Linked DNA regions of Homo sapiens: region 1 is linked to region 2. The links are chromatin contacts, found by Hi-C in ENCODE. All regions are on one chromosome and are shown on one strand. Each heading gives the region's core, a stretch centred on a gene start or an enhancer-like site at or near the end of the contact. The rest is flanking DNA. Distances are from core to core; before and after follow the strand shown.

The links. Hi-C counts contacts between places; a loop is a spot of excess contacts on that map. Pooled maps may share reads with other maps.
Region 1: a pooled map shows a loop between it and region 2 (12-fold over the local background). The contact joins the promoter of PSEN1 here to the promoter of EIF2S1 in region 2. A Hi-C loop is called at or near these places in 5 of 50 pooled maps.

What each region holds. Positions count from the first base shown.
Region 1 is chr14:73,134,100-73,138,409 of GRCh38, reverse strand. It overlaps PSEN1 (presenilin 1), which reads right to left and starts at 1,903. Exons shown (of 12, transcript NM_000021.4): 1 at 1,827-1,903. RefSeq lists an enhancer at 1,444-1,553 and silencers at 1,724-1,783, 2,044-2,123.
Region 2 is chr14:67,358,742-67,363,125 of GRCh38, reverse strand. It overlaps EIF2S1 (eukaryotic translation initiation factor 2 subunit alpha), which reads right to left and starts at 2,798. Exons shown (of 8, transcript NM_004094.5): 1 at 2,670-2,798. It overlaps ATP6V1D (ATPase H+ transporting V1 subunit D), which reads left to right and starts at 3,322. Exons shown (of 9, transcript NM_015994.4): 1 at 3,322-3,468. The coding sequence starts at 3,428. It also overlaps a transcript of GPHN not described here. RefSeq lists enhancers at 2,543-3,342, 3,363-3,582, 3,425-4,211.

The DNA.
Region 1 (4,310 bases), core at 654-3,153, 5.8 Mb before region 2:
GTGTCTACTAAAAATACAAAAAAATTAGCCGGGCGTGGTGGCGGACGCCTGTAGTCCCAGCTGCTGGGGAGGATGAGGCAGGAGAATGGCGTGAACCCGGGAGGCGGAGCTTGCAGTGAGCTGAGATCGCGCCACTGCACTCCAGCCTGGGCGACAGAGCCAGACTCCGTCTCAAAAAATAAATAAATAAATAAATAAATAAATAAATAAATAAATAATAGTATGTTTATTAGAAAATTTAAAATAGGGATAATCACCTTGTGGTTCTCCCAGTCTGCATGCTAATAAATTTGTATGCCTTTTCTCCAAAAGAAAAACAAAACAGGTTTTTTTTTTTTTTGAGACAGTCTCACTCTTTTGCCCAGGCTGCAGTGCAGTGGCATAATCTTGGCTTACTGCAACCTCCTTCTCCCGGGTTCAAGTGATTCTCCTGCCTCAGCCTCGCTTGGGAGCAGCTGGGACTACAGGCGCGCGCCCCCACGCCCAGCTAATTTTTTGTAGAGCCGGGGTTTCGCCGTGTTGTCTGGTCTCGAACTCCTCAGCTCAAGGATCCGCCCCGCGGCCTCCCAAAGTGCTGGGATTACAGGCGTGAGCCACCGCCCCGGGCCTCACATTTTATTTCTATTGGCTAGCGCTGCTCTAAATCTTCTGTTCCTTCTGCTACACCAGGCCTAACACTCAAAATCCCTGCCAACCTTTTCCTTCCTGAAGCTTCCCTCCCCTTCCTCAGCTCTGGCGACCCTGCGCTGTGGTGGTTCTCCAACCACACTCATTCTCCTCAGCTGGCTCCTTGCTCTTCTTCCACCCCCTCGTTGCAAGTGTTCCTAAGTGTTTGCCTTGGCCTCCTCTTCCCCTTCCTTAGCTTAGACTTCTCCACTGCTCCAACATCAACTGGAAATCTATGGAATTGATTCCTGTTTTCAGCTCCAGTCCTGTTCACAGGGCATTTTCACCTGCTGGCACTTCCAAAGTGACACTTCCAAACCACTTCCTCGCCCTCCTCTCTAAACCAGGTCTTTCTTCCTAACTTCCTTATTTCTGAGAATGTCTCTGCCATGTTCTAAACTGAAAACCTCCTAGTCAACTTCACACTTTATTCCCTGATCCTCAATTGGTTCCCATGTCCCGTTAGTGTTTCTTGTAAGCCTCTGCCACCACCGCAGATCGAACTCTAATCACATCTCACCTGAATTATGGAAAAGTCACCTCAATTCTCTCACCCATCCCAGCCTCCACTATGGATTAATATGCCTAAAGCAGAGCTGACCACAACGGTGAGAAGAATCTGAGAGGGAAGCAGCAGCAAACACAAGAGTCACTGGACATGCATGCCTCGAGACAGTCCCGACCAAGGAGAAAGCATCAGACCCCGTCTTCCGCCTCGAACAAGAGGCGTGCGGACTTCGCCCAGAATGCTCGTCGCCCCTGGACAAGGACACACCCGGGGCGTGAGGCGCGGAGTTTCACCAGTTGCTCAAGCAGACCCAGCCCAAGACGCTTCCTCTTTCTCCTACTCCACTCCAGTTCAGACGGCTACTAATCCCGGCCCAAGGCACCTGCGCCCTGAGACGTCTTCGAGCAAACAGCATTTCCGGACCAAGGCTCCCCGGAATCTCTCTCCACCCGGCCGCGCCCGAAGCCCGAGAAACGGGCCGCCCCTCCTGGTTTCCCACACGGGGTTCCCCAGCCCCAACCGGCCGCGCCCCGCCCCTCATCTTTTAGGACACCGGCTTCGCGGCCCGGGCGGCCACAAAGGGCCGGGCCCTGCCCGCGGCCGCCCATGTCCGCGGTGCCTTCCTGGCTTGCCCGGACTCCCCATCACGCACATACGCTTCCCCGCCGCCCCGCTGCCGCCGCGGCTCGTAGCTCAGGTTCCTTCCAGACCAGCCGCTGTTTTGTTTCCGATGTGAAACCGCGGACCCCGGAGCTGCCTGTCCCAGGCCCCGCCCGAGAACCCTCACCGTTGTCGTCATTTCCGGCTCTGGCGTCGTTGGCGGCCGGCCCACGGAGGAGGGGAGGAGCCAGGAGGAAGGGGGCGGGGCCTCCGGCCTGGAGAAACGATTGCGGGGAGAACCCAGAGCTCCACCTGGCCTTCCCCACCTGACGGAATCCGCCCAGAGCGCTGGCGTGGGTTGTCGGGGTTCTGAGGCTGCTCGAGCTGAGGACGAAAGCCCCTATATAAATTGGGCCCAGCGTGTGCTTCTCCCGGCATACAAGCGATGGCCATCCTAAATTTAACACCTGTCATTTCTTTAGGGTACCTATTTGCGAACCAGCTGCATCACAATCAAGAGAATGCTGTTAAAATCGCAAATATCTCTGCCCTCTCCCACCACTCAATGAATCAAAACTTCTGGTGGGTGGCGAGAACCTGAGAAACTGCATTTTAAACATCCTCCGCGATTCTTGGACTCCAACTTTGACAACCAGTCTTTCTAGGTGGCAAGCTAGCTGAGAGCAGAAAATGTGTCTGGTTTGCTGGGTCACTTGATTTTTGCATCTGCCTGCTCTTTGTCCAGTTTTGGTAAAGACAGTACCAATGTCTAATTCATTAGACAGCATACCACACTTACACATATATCCAAAAGCTAAAACTAAAAAATGAATACTACCTTATTTAATCAAGGTGAACGGAGAAATGTCAAACATGGGTATTCAAAAAACCGAAAATGAAATTAACGGTACATGGTATCTGGGCAAGTTACATTCTTCTAAAGTTTCTTTAAAAATCCACCCCCAAGCGGCCGGGTGCAGTCGCTCACGCCTGTAATTCCGGCACTTTGGGAGGCCGAAGCAGGCGGATCATGAGGTTGGGAGTTCTAGACCAGCCTAACCAACATGGTGAAACCCCGTCTCTACTAAAAATACAAAAAAATTAGCCGGGTGTGGTGGCGCGCTCCTGTAATCCCAGCTACTCGGGAGGCTGCAGCAGGAGAATCGCTTGAACCCGTGAGCTGAGATCACACCACTGCACTCCAGCCTGGGAGACAGAGCAAGACTCCATCTCAAAAAATAAAAATTAAAATTAAAAAATAAAATCCACCCCAAGCTATCCCTTCACATTCCTATCGCATCAATCTCCAATCCCTCCTCCCAACCCACTGCCAACCTTGTTCAAAAACATGAGATTCTAATACTTTTTACACACAAAAGCTTCATATTTAAGAACAAAAGTAATATTTTCCATTAGCAGAATGAAAGATAAGTTGTGGGAGAAGGTTGAACGAAAAAAGATGTTTTTAAAATTCTTCACCTCCCCCACTTTAACAAGAGTAGGGATTTTAGTTTGTTCATTTACAAGTGCTCATGCTTGTCAGCAGCACATATACATTTTACAAGTGCTGAGAACAGTGCCTGATACATAACAGTGCCTGATACATACAATAGTTCAGTATTGAACAAATACAGGCTAAAACCCATCTATTTGTGAACTACTTCAATCTGATTGCAGTCCGCTAATATTAATAGGATGTCTTAAAATGCTGATGAACTATTCTTAGAAACAATCTACAAAAATTTTGGGCAAAGATATTCATGGAATATTATATAGCAAAAAATTGGGAAACTAAATATGGTACAATAGGCAGGGTGCGGTGGCTCACGCCTGTAATTCCAGCACTTTGGGAGGCCAAGGTGGGCGGCTCATCTGAGGTCAGGAGTTCGAGACCAGCCTGATCAACATGGAGAAACCCCGTCTCTACTAAAAATACAAAAAAAGTTAGCCAGGCGTGGTGGCGCATGCCTGTAATCCCAGCTACTTGGGAGGCTGAGGCAGAATTGCTTGAGCCTGGAAGGCAGAGGTTGCAGTGAACCGAGATTGCGCCATTGCATTCCAGCCTGGGCAACAAGAGCGAAACTATGTCTCAAAAAATAAAAATAAATAAATAAATAAATAAATAAATAAATAAATAAATAAATAAATGTGGTACAATAAATTATGGTCCACCCACCTCACAGAATGTCATGAAAATTTTTCATGAACGCCTGGTCACGGTGGCTCATGCCTGTAATCCCAGCACTTTGGGAGGCCAAGGCAGGAGGATCACTTGAGGTTGGGAGTACAAGACCAGCCTGGACAACATGGTGAAACCCCGTCTCTATTAAAAATACAAAAATTAGCCCGGCATGGTGGTGTGGGCCTGTAATCTCAGCTACTCAGGTGGCTGAGGCTTGAATCTGAGAAGGAAAGTTTGCAGTGAGCCGAGTTTGCACCACTGCACTCCAGCCTGGGAGACACAGTGAGACTCTGTTTTTCCCAAAAAAAAAAAAAAGTCCTGCAACAAAAAGGCAGTAAGATTTTAAAAAAATAG
Region 2 (4,384 bases), core at 1,549-4,048:
ACTATGTTACAGAAATGTATGGAACAGTTGCAAGACATTTGACCAGTGAAAACCACATTTACTTACCAAGCTTCTCCAAACAGTAAAGGTGATGCTTTTAGGGGAAGCAAGGCTTAATTTGATGGTTAAAAAACATGGGCAATCATGTAAGAGAATCCTGAAGGGATATGACTATGAATACTATTTCTTCAGGAGGCACAAGTCTCTTTGCAACATAAAGGGTAAGTAAAGGAATACTGTTGATGGTATGTTATTCATAGTAAAGATAGATAGTAGTTAAGTACAAAAAGAATCCATACCACAAAAACCTGCATATTGGTTGACAATTTTTGAACATATTGCCTAATGAAATGCTAATAACTTAAATTTTTTTTTTAACTTAAAAAAATCATTCCGCAATATCGAAGTCACACTAGGTGACTTCACCTCTTTATCTTTTTCACAGCATTCTTATTTTATTTGGTCCTCAAGAAGTGTCAAATCAGGCAATTAACATAGTAAACTCGGGGAACAACTCTAGCCTTGTGTTCCAGTCCTTGCTCTGCTACTTACTAGAAGTGGCTGCTTGGGAAAGATAACATCCTTTGAACTGTAGTTTCTCATCTGTGCCATGTACATCACAGGTTTACTGAGGGTATCACATGTATACGTAAAAACATTTTGAAAACCATTATGTGCTAGTCAAACATAAAATATTGAAAGAAAAAGAAGGTATTTCCATTTTGTAATATAATAATTTGTTAATTTTTTTTTCAGTAGCTACTATGTACTAAGCACTAATGATACAACAAGAAAGACTCTTACCAGGCCAGGCGCAGTGGCTCACACCTGTAATCCCAGCACTTTGGGAGGCCGAGGCGGGTGGATCACTTGAAACCAGGAGTTCGAGGCCAGCCTGGTCAACATGGTGAAACCCCATTTCTACTAAAAATACCAAAATTAGCTGGGTGTGGTGGCAGGCACCTGTAATCCCACTACTATAGTGGCTGAGGCAGGAGAATCCCTTGAACCCAGGGGCAGAGGCTACAGTGAGCTGAGATCGTGCCACTACACTCCAGCCTGGGCAACAGAGACTCTGTCTCAAAAAAAAAAAGAAAAAAGAAAAAAGAAAAAAAAAAAAGACTCTTACCTAAGTAATTAAGTATAGAGTGGGAAACAAACTAGCAAGCAAATAATTACAATACAAAGTACTATGAAAGGGCACAGTGAAGCAATGAACAGGAAAGGTGGAACAGAAATACTAAATTATAATACTTCCTTAAGAACAAATGCTTAATAAGTACTAGCGTAGGAGCTAAACTCAAGTAATCCGACATCAAATCCAGAATGTCTTTAACCCACAGAACCTCAATATCACAACATGCTATAATACTCTTATGTGTTCTGATGTAAAAAGTATCAGCCACCTTTCAAAATATATCAACCAAACTCCAGGCTAATTTCAAATACCCTGCATAGTCAGTTATTTTGCATGACAAATGGTAGGTAGGACTTCTTTCTCAAAACAGTGCATGGTCAAACTGCTATAATGGATATAGAAGTTCACATTCCTTTCCAAAATATATTATGTGATGGGGACAACTCTCGTGATAATTCTAATTTGGATCTAACACGTATTAGGAATGCTCTCTGAATGCTAGTTCTTGGTATAGGAGTGCTACATAAGTAAAGCTTTTATTTCATCATTATAGTTGAAAAAGAAAGTTATCACCGAATCTCTACAAACATTACTGTGCATGAGACAACTACATCTTTTGGCACCAGATGAACTAAGAATAGGTAGCAAAGTTCTGTACAAGTCACCCCCAAACTATTGACAGAGATTGTTCCTTGAATAACAACTCAATTGAGGGGAAATAAAGACTTCTCTGCTATACTTTTTCTCGAAGAAACCATGTTTTTTGCTTAATAAAAATTTAAAAAGCCTAAGTTTTGAGGATAAAGAGACCTCAGCATGACTGTGTATTTAACCCGAAAATATATCCTTATCTTAGGTTTTAGTTATGCTTAACTAACATAGTTAACCTAACATATGCTTAACACAGTTCTATTCTCATTGTCGCCAAAATACGACAAACTGATAGTAACAGTAATAAACTCAAGTCTCATTTAGTTTTGGTTCAAGGGGTGACTCATTCAATTATCAGATGAAAAACTACTCGGACCCCGCTCTTTCCAACACGGTGCCCGTCCCACAGGTTTCTCAGGTAAGAGGCCAGTTTGGTTTCCACTGAGACGCAGGGGAAATTTTTGGTAGAGCTGTTGGGGCGGAAGAAAAGATGGAATTCTCAAGCCTGGAAAAAGCAAAGTGCTCAGCGTCCTGAGCCGGGGTTAAGAGTTACGGTGTCACAGCGTTCTCCTGAGACCGCCCCATCGTCATGGCATTCTCACTTTCGGCATATTGTAGAGGCTGTACAATCCACTCGGCCCACTTTCCTTCACGAGATTCCTCTGCTCGAACAACGATGCCTCTGGAACACAGGATGACCTACACGGAGCCGGCGAGGAGGCCCACGACAGCGCGGGTGGTGGCGGTGCTGTCCAGCCACTTCCCGCGCAGGGACGGGAAAGGGAGGTATTAGCCCGGGGCCTACCCGCTCTCGAACACCCATGTCACTGGACACAAACCAAAGTGAGTTCCTGGAGAAACCGAGCTTGGGATTAGTCACCTGAGGTATGTGTGTGATTCCCGCACTGGAGCCCAGAGCCGACTTCTTCAATCACAGAGACCAGACTTGCTTCCCCCTCACCGGCCGCCGATCCTCCTCAGCGTGCGCTTCGCTCACTCCACCGCGCATGCGGAACCTCCTCGCATGCGCAAGCGCTGAACGAATAGAGGCCCCTCTTCATCATTAACCATAGAGTCTGGGTCCTCCGAGAACAAGGACGAATGTAGATCATGGAAGGACCTGAAAAGTACTGTTTCTCGCTATCTTAGCTTTAGCTAAGTAACCTTCAAGGCGCGAGAAAGACATAGGACTCCGATTCCTTGCCTCTGAAGAATGAATCCTCTTTCAAAGTTTCAGCTAACCATGAGATGGCGCTGTGACCAAAGACGAAAGGTGGAGAAAGACAAGGCGTGCACGCTTCGCTCCTAGTCTTTGGCCTGGCGCGTGCCGCGTATTGCGCAGCCGCAGGGAAGCTGGATGGGGAGGGGTTGGGAGGCGAACCGGAATTGAGGGGTGGTTCCGCGGTGCGCGCGCCTCGACATCCGGGCAACGCCTCTGTTCTGTCCTCCCCCTTCGTCGCCTGTGACAACCGGAAGCGGAAGTGAAAATGGGTGTCCCTGCTGCCTCTTAGCAACAAGAGGGGTCAAGTGACACAACCAGCTGACTCCCGTAGAGGAAGACACTGTGGAGGCCAGTTCTGGAGCTATTGCAGCCTCGGTTGCCCGGCCGGGGACCCGAGCCGAAAAGTTATCGTCAGAATGTCGGGCAAAGACCGAATTGAAATCTTTCCCTCGCGAATGTAAGTAAAGGAATGGGATAAGCCGCTTTCACAGGTTTAGGAACCCGGAGCGCGGTCCCTTCAGACCCTGGGCCACAGTGAGGGTCCTTGTTTCCTGGGAGGATCCTGAGCTTTTCCCAGGTTCTTTTCTTGAGTCTAGGGCGAGGCTTCCTGACGGCCTCTTCGCGCATTCCTCCTGAGTGAATCAGGCTGGACGAAGCGATCCCAGCCGGTAGGAAAAGGCGCCCGGCCGGCGGGCTTTTGTGGAGGTCTGCTGTCTTTATTCATTAATGGATTCATCCATTCCACATACCCTTATTGAGCCGGGCACTGGATTTATATAACTGAACCGTCGCCACCTCTGCCCTACAGAGCTCACAGTTTACGTAGCCAGACATTCGTCTGGAAAGGCCAAGGAGGTTTTAATAAATGCTCTGAGAAGGGAAGTTTACTGAGGATATAGAAGAGGTCCCTAAGCCAAAGTGGGGATGGAATCGAATCGCCCTAGCATAGCCCTCGGATTCGATCTTGGATCCCCTTACTCATTTTCCAAGATCCCGCCAAATGTCACCTGCTGTGAGAGGATATCCCTGTGTTTCTGAGGCACTGCTTTTGCTCTCTCACCGCTGCACCTTGTTCAGACCTGTGTTAATACCGGTCATCACGCTGTAAAGTAGATATTTGTTTATGTGTCTTTCTCTCCCACTAGACTGTGGGCTCTCTCCAGGATGAAAGAGTGTCTTAATCCATAGAAGGTCCACAAAAAAATATTTCTTGAAAGAACTCATGCTTGGGAATACGCTCAGTTGTGGGCTGCCTTTCTTTTGGGGCCTGAATTCTTTGTCAGGAAAATGGCATATCACTGTAGGTGTTTGGCTAGTTTGTAAGGAAAATTTTGACGTTTTCTCAAATGTGCCTAACAACTTGCTCCCTTTCT